Linked DNA regions of Homo sapiens: region 1 is linked to region 2. A link is a contact called in ENCODE Hi-C data. All regions are on one chromosome and are shown on one strand. The core of a region is the stretch at or near the end of the contact, and the rest is flanking DNA. Distances in the headings are between cores, read along the strand shown. Region 1 overlaps PDE1C (phosphodiesterase 1C). Region 2 holds the start of PPP1R17 (protein phosphatase 1 regulatory subunit 17).

Region 1 (3,458 bases), core at 166-2,665, 200 kb before region 2:
TAGCATAATCTACCAATCTTATTCAGAGCCCTCCAGTTTTATTGTACTCACGTGTGTGTGTGTGTGTGTGTGTGTGTGTGTGTGTATGAATGCATTTGGTTCTGTGCAACATAATTGCAAGTGTAGGTTTGTACAACCACCACCACAGTCAAGGTATAGAATAGTTCACCAGTAGGTTCCCTTTGTTGCCCTTCTTACACGTGTCTCCCTCTTCCTCTCCCTTCTCTCCAATCCCTGTAAACCCCTAATCTTGTCCTCCATTTTAAGAATATTACATAAATGGAATCATATAGTATATAACCTTTTGGGATTGGCTTTCTTCACTCAACATAATTCCCATGAGAACTGTCTCATTTTTGTCAAAATGCTTGGGAGATTATCTGATAATTAGGATGATTACGTTTCTTAGTTTTAAAGGATTTTAAAGTTAGAAAGTATCTTTAATATACAACATTCCATTTGACTCTTTCAAAGGAGCAGAAAGTAAAGGTTTAAAGGAAAAAACAAGTATTGGTGATAGGATTGCATTTTCTAGGTGGGGCAGAGATTGGCTGGATCTCCACTAAAACCACCACCTCTTCCTCTTGAGCCTACCACAGGACTGTGTTTTCCAGCTTCTCTCTTGGAAAGACGTAGTTAGGTGACTATGGCTTCTGGACAATTGGAAGTGACCAGGAGCAATCAGTTCCAGTTCCAGTCTGGTTCATAAAAACCTCTCGCACATGTCCTTTTGCATCCCTTTTCCTTCTGTGACAATCTTGGAAACCCATGGTGAACTTAGAGGAGCCACAAGGTGGGACAGACAACCCCTATTTAGCTCTCCAGGATTTCTTGACATTTAGAGTTCTGAGTCACAGGAGGTGTGGGAGCAGCTACTGTGCGCCTGGAGGAAGTGGAGTGGAGGGAAACAATAGCAGACTCCAACAGTTCCTTTCCCATCATTTCCTCCCCAGTGTGGTGGGGCTGCCTCCTGTCCCAGACCAAGAAGATGCACTGTCTTCACACACACATTCAAAGCGGCAGCCTCAGGTCACCTTAGAGGTTTCTCACGGTTTTCTTTGAGGTTTTTTTCCTATAATTTTTCTTGAGTTAATCTTAAGAAAGGGAACTGTGCCAATTCAGCATCTTGTTAGCCATTATTTGAAGGTTTTTAATCTATGAATTAATTTATTTATTTCTGTTATTATAAAAGAAAAAAGAAGTAGAAATGAGAAAAATGTAACCTTAGGTTTATCTTACCAAAACTTATATTTGTAGTATGGTAGAATTCCTGTGATTTTGCTGGCTGAGGGAGCTTTAGCTCCTCTGGATAATCATACCAACATGATGCAATTGAGGTTGAATGAGGAACTAAATTCAGAAAAGGAAAGCAAAGGAGTCACGGGACCGGGTTGACTATGAAGACATGGAAAGATGTGTCTTGACGTGTCTAGGCATGGGTTGCAACCTTCCTAAATCTTCCTGCAAACTTGCTTCTCATTTCTGCTCAGCTTCCTGTTCTCATTAGTGCCATTCAAAGATGTTTTTAGTTCTTCTCATTTCTTTGGTCTATTAAGACAGATGTTGAAGTGGCATGTTTATCAGCAGGCAGAAGTGACAGTGATTCTTTCCACATGAATAGCTGCAAATGAACACTGGCTTCTGGAACTTACCTCTTGGTAGTCTGTCAGGATCTTAACTGCTTCCCTCTCCCCAGTCCCCAGCATGGCCTGGGGTGGATTCTGAATGATGCTCTGGGTTGTATTTTTCATTCTTTTTTATTTCTTCACCCAGAAGAACAAGTGGGTTTTCATAATAACATCCTTTCCCAATAAGGTCTGCTCGCCTACAAACTTTGGAGAGAGAATGTTTACCTTCACGAAAGATTTTCTTAGCATAATTTGGAATCTTACTCTAAAAAAAAATCCGCTATGTCCTTTTAACAAAATGTGTGAGTTGATTGGCAATAAAAACAGGGGATAAACTGGTTTTTAAGAAACACTTATTTATAAGGCCAAGAATGACTGTTAGGGAGCTCCTTTCTAAAGTACTGCATTTGATAAGAAGTGCAAAGGAACAAAGTCAATATTATTGCTCAAAATGGATTAAAACTTTAACCCTGAGTCGTAACACCTTCTAGAGTACCATAAGAATAGAAGGCTTCTTTTGGACTTGACAGTGCATTTTGGCTGGTGTTCCCATGCAGTGAGCTGACACACTCACTTTGGACACACAGTTGCCCACATACTCTCACACCCACAAACATATATCCCCAAAGGAGATTCACTCTGTAGAGCAGAACAAGGAGGAGACTGAGCATGCAGGGCTCCTCTGTGGCATAGCTTCACGAAAACCAAAGGAATGGAAATATTCATCAGAAAATCCATGGCAACCAAGACAGAGTATGCAGTGATGCCCTTGACTGGGTATCCAAAGAGTGGGTCCCTGCATGTGGAATGGAACAATCACATGTAGAATAGGATAGTTCAAAAACAACTTACATTGCCTGTTTTCTTTTTTCTTGTAGCATGTTTTCTTGTCCACTTATGTTGTGCTTATATGAATATAAAAATACATATGCACATCCTCACACATACCAGCTGGATGTTGAAAGGAAGAGAGTTGGAATAGTGAAGTGGTAGAGGGACATGGGACCAGAATTAAATGCTTTATAATAAGTCTTGATATGTAGGATAGTAACAACAGTTTTGTTGTTTTACCACATCAACTATATTTCATTCTTCACATTTCTAAGTAAATTTTAGAATCGGTTTCCACCAAATGACTTGTGGTGAATTTGTTTGTAATTTAATCTACAGGTGAATTTAGGGAGAATTCATATTTCTAAATGTTGAGTGTTAAAATTCATGAGCATGGATTCTTCTTCCATTATTTAGGTCATTTAAACTTCTCTCAATAATATCTTACCATTTTCCATGTAGATGATTTTATATATTTTGTAAGATTTATTCCTAGAAACTGTTTCGTTTTGATGTTTCTGTGAATGGTACCATTTTCTAATTGTTTATTGCTGTTTATCAAGTGGCATTGCTAAATTCACCTCTTAATTAGAATAACTTATTTGCTGCTTTTTAAAGATATTATTTTTTTCCAGTCCTATGTCTATTATTTCTTCTTTCTTTGTTGAACTGGTGAAGACTTCCCATACAATATTCAGTAGATCAATTACTCTGATACAATTCTGTATCATTATTCTGATACAGAATTATTAATAGTTTACCTTTTTCTTATGTCAATTTTGATAAATTAATATTTTATGGAATTTTAAAATTTCATCTAAATTTTTAAATGTATCTTCAGAAAGGAATTTATGATATCCTTTTACCTTTCTAAATGTCCACAGAATCTGTAGTAATAGTCTCTTTTTATCCTTGATATTGGTTATTTATATCATTTCTCTTTTTTCTTGATCAGTCTTGCTTGACCTATCCATTTTATTAAGCATTTCAAAGACCCAG
Region 2 (3,694 bases), core at 456-2,955:
CCTTTTGGTTTTCAAAATGTTTCAGATTTCTTAATTAGAGAATGAAAGAGTATTGATCGAATTACTCTTCTGGTTGTGGTTGTTTGACAGAATGTAGGTATTCAGTGTAGTATGCAAGAGACCAAGAGATATGATTTCAGGGTTTGAGAAAGGATTTCAGGATTTCAGATTTTAAACTCTTGTAACTTCCTCTTACTAATCCTTACCTTCCTTTTCACAAGGGACAAAACCTTTCTTTTTACAGAGAGATACTTGTAAATGCAAATACCACTAAGAGCAGCAATATGTAAATTGATGTCACAATACACAGGGATTGTTAATGACAAAGGTCACCTTCTCTTTTGAGAACAGGAACTGAAAGGGGGAAGGAACTGGGTGCCAGAAAAGGGACCCCACTATATTGCAGAAAGGCAGGCACACCAGCGGAGCTGAAACACATTAGTTGGTTCAGTGTGTGGTCAGAAGCTGGTCTGGATTTTTTGTCTTTTCTCTTATCATTGAGCGGTTTTCTCAGTTGGATGTGAGAATATGCGGTTTAAATTATGGGAAGAAAATTCCTCTCAACTTTAAGATTGGATGCTGTGAGTCAATATAAGGTAGAAGCCAACGTTTGGCTGCTTGTACCACTCTCTAGCTGGGTGAACTTGGGACAGTTATCTGTTCTCTCAAAAATTTAGTTTTCAAATCTGTTAAATGGGGGAAGATAGTGGCTCTTCTCCAGGGTTGTTGAGAGTATTACCCATAGAATGTGCATGGAGTCCCGAGCCCAGGTCCTACACACTGATATTTTCGTGAGTGTGAGGGACCTTCTTGGATCTTTCAGTCCTCCATTTGTGATTATATGTCTATCTAAATTGATCTATCAGAATTATCTCTTTATCCCATCTCTGGCCTTCTCTGAAGCTGGTAATGAGATGAGAATAGTTCAAGACAAAAACCAACCCATTTCTAAATCTTGGGAACATAATAGAACTGATTCTCAGAAGCGAGTTGACACTTAGCTTACCATACGGTATTCTGAAGAATATCCCCCAAAGTAATCAGGTCTTGATTTACTGGATGGAATAAAAGGGTAGAAGGTTGTATCCACAGCCTATGTGGTATCTCGTTAATGCACCCTCTGGCTATGTAAAATACATATTCATTGTCAAACCTCTTTTTAACCAGAGGATTGAATTCAGGTCAAAAAGTACCGTCTTTTAAAATCAGATTTGTTCATTTAGAAAACCTAAATTGGCAGTATTCCTGGAGGAGAGACTGACTTAAAGTAGGGCATGGAGAATGTGTTTTGAGAAGCATACTTTCTGTACTTTCCCCAGCCTTGGAAGATAAACCTCTCTATCCTGTGTGAATATGCAGATACACCAACTTCATCTTGAAACTTTGCAAATGAGTTTGTGAGGGTTCAGTCTTTTACAGAACTCCATTCCCTCCCTTGGAAGAATGACTTGAAAGTGGTAACTTTTTCTGCTGTCCACTCGGCCCCAGCTTAGCCTTGCTCCATAAAGCACAACCCCGTGCCACCAGCTACAGCCTTCTTTGTCCCAGTAACTGACTGGAAACTTGCTTTTCTCACCACAAAAGTTCTTGGAGTAAAAATCTGAAGCACTTACCAATCAGCGCAGATGCAGGGAAGCGAAGGCGAGAGACAGGGAGGGCGTGTGTGCTCACCGAGGCTGGGCCTGGCTCCTCTGCGGCAGTGGCTGCTGCTGGCCGGCTCCAGCTCCTCTTATCTAGGGACCAGCTGCTGCTGTTGCCATGGGGATGCTCTGTTTCACAGGCACCAGGGCAAGGGGGATGGAGAAGGAAAGAGGACTAACATCTCCATCGCTGCTCTCCACGGCAATCATTGTACATTACAAAAGTACAGTATAGAGTCGTGCTTTGAGTTTCCGGTGTGCACACCAGAGAAATTCAGACAAACCAGCTACATCATTGAATTCCCATGCGATAGATTTTTTTTGGCCTGATTTTGTAAATATGGAAACTGAGGCACAAGAAGTTAAGTGATATGCCCAAGAGAGGCCACAGCTAATTTCGACTCTCAAAGCTATTTAAGTTTAAATCCAGAGTACTTTCAATCACTATTGCTGCTTCTCAAAGTACTATCATGAGGAGGAAGAGAAGGGTAGCTACTGCTAACATTTATGTAAGGCTACCAAAATGCCAGACACTCTTCTAGAGACTTCACACATATCTACTTACTTAACCCTCAGGCCAACCTTGTGAGATGAGCTACAGTCATCATCCCATTTTATTGATGAGGAAGCTGGGGCTCAAGAGTTACCAAATCATCTGACCAAGGTCTCCCCACATGGTGAAGCTAGGGTTTGAATGGGGTAATGAAATGCTAGGGTCCACGCTTGTAACCACTTTGCAATACCTCTCAGCAAAGAGAGCATTTCAAACAGCACATAGCAAAGAAAGCAGCCCCCAACTCTATAGGTTATAGTGTGCAGGCCAGAAAAAATTTCCTCCTTCAAAGGAACAAAGCCAAATGTACCAATATTAGGAATACGTAGGCACTCAAGAGTGGATGTTTAAGCAAGGTGGGAGAGGCGGGAGACATGCTGTCTTTTGGAGAGGAAGGTTCTATGTTTTGGGTCTGCTCACTGGAGGAGAGCCCACTGGGGTTTGGAGGAGCAGCAGTTTTGACTCCAAAGCAGGAAGGCCAGTCTGGGAGATCAGGTAGGTATCAGGACCCACTAGAAGGGCTCCAGACCCCCTGATAGCAGCCAATGGACCACCCAGTGATGCCCAAGAAATATGTTCTCACAGAAGATACGTGAGCACCATCCACACATCCATATTTTTTCCAGTCTTACCTGAGGTTCCCTGCAGAGCAGGTCCCTGGCAACCCCTTGGTTTCAACTGCCTGCTTGCCACTGGCAATGTGTTTGTTGGTGCCTCCCTCCCACTTGCCAGGATCCCAAATAACAGGGCTAGAACCATAGTAAACTCACCAAGAGGTTGACTCCTAGGGTTAGACTTTTGCCATGGTAACAGATAAGCAGAGAATGGACTTCTTTGCCTGTTCCATTTTGTGTTGATCCTTATTGGGACCTCCTGGGAAGAGATGAGGGTTGCTGAAAGGTGATGCTCTTGTCTAGGAAGGGAAGGCCCTAGATGTTGAGGGACAGGGCCTAGAAGCAGGTCTGTGTTCAAAACTGCCTGCTTTATCTTCTTCATTTTTTAAATTTTATTTTATTTTCAGTGCTGGGACACATGTGCAGGACGTGCAGGTTTGTTACATAGGTAAACGTGTGCCATGGTGGTTTGCTGGACCTATCAACCCATCACCTAGGCATTAAACCCTGCCTTACTTTATCTTCTTAACAACAGCCTTGTTGGCCAATGAGTTAGCAGCATCTTCAGTCCACACTTGAGTGGAAAAGATATACTTTCCTTCTGAAATCCTTGAATTCTTCTTTTGAATTAAACTGTTTTGAGGTAATAGATCTACATGTCGTTGTGAGGGATAATACAGGGAGATCTCCTATACGTAAGCAGTTATATCCAATGGTAACATCTTATGAAACTATCCTACAATATCAAAACCAGTATGTTGATATTTACATGAATATATACAGAACATTTCTGTCACCACAAGCCTCCCTTATCTTGCCGTTATATAGCCATGCCCCCCTCCGTTCCTTCCTAACCTCCTGCTCCCAATCACTTTTTAAACTCGGCA

Evidence for each region. A loop is a pair of places that touch in the nucleus more often than their neighbours do. Pooled maps may share reads with other maps.
Region 1: a map with no recorded cell type shows a loop between it and region 2 (7-fold over the local background). The contact joins the enhancer-like site here to the promoter of PPP1R17 in region 2. A Hi-C loop is called at or near these places in 3 of 37 single-sample maps with no recorded cell type and 2 of 50 pooled maps.

Annotation. Positions count from the first base shown.
Region 1 is chr7:31,888,433-31,891,890 of GRCh38, reverse strand. All of the region lies in intron 2 of PDE1C (phosphodiesterase 1C), which reads left to right. Among named protein-coding and RNA genes, the nearest start is that of PDE1C, 180 kb to the left of the region's middle. Within about 2 kb of position 1,415, at least 2 of the 41 ENCODE cell types and tissues checked have a DNase peak (open chromatin) inside an H3K27ac peak, as active enhancers do.
Region 2 is chr7:31,685,226-31,688,919 of GRCh38, reverse strand. It overlaps PPP1R17 (protein phosphatase 1 regulatory subunit 17), which reads right to left and starts at 1,705. Exons shown (of 5, transcript NM_006658.5): 1 at 1,614-1,705. It also overlaps a transcript of PDE1C not described here.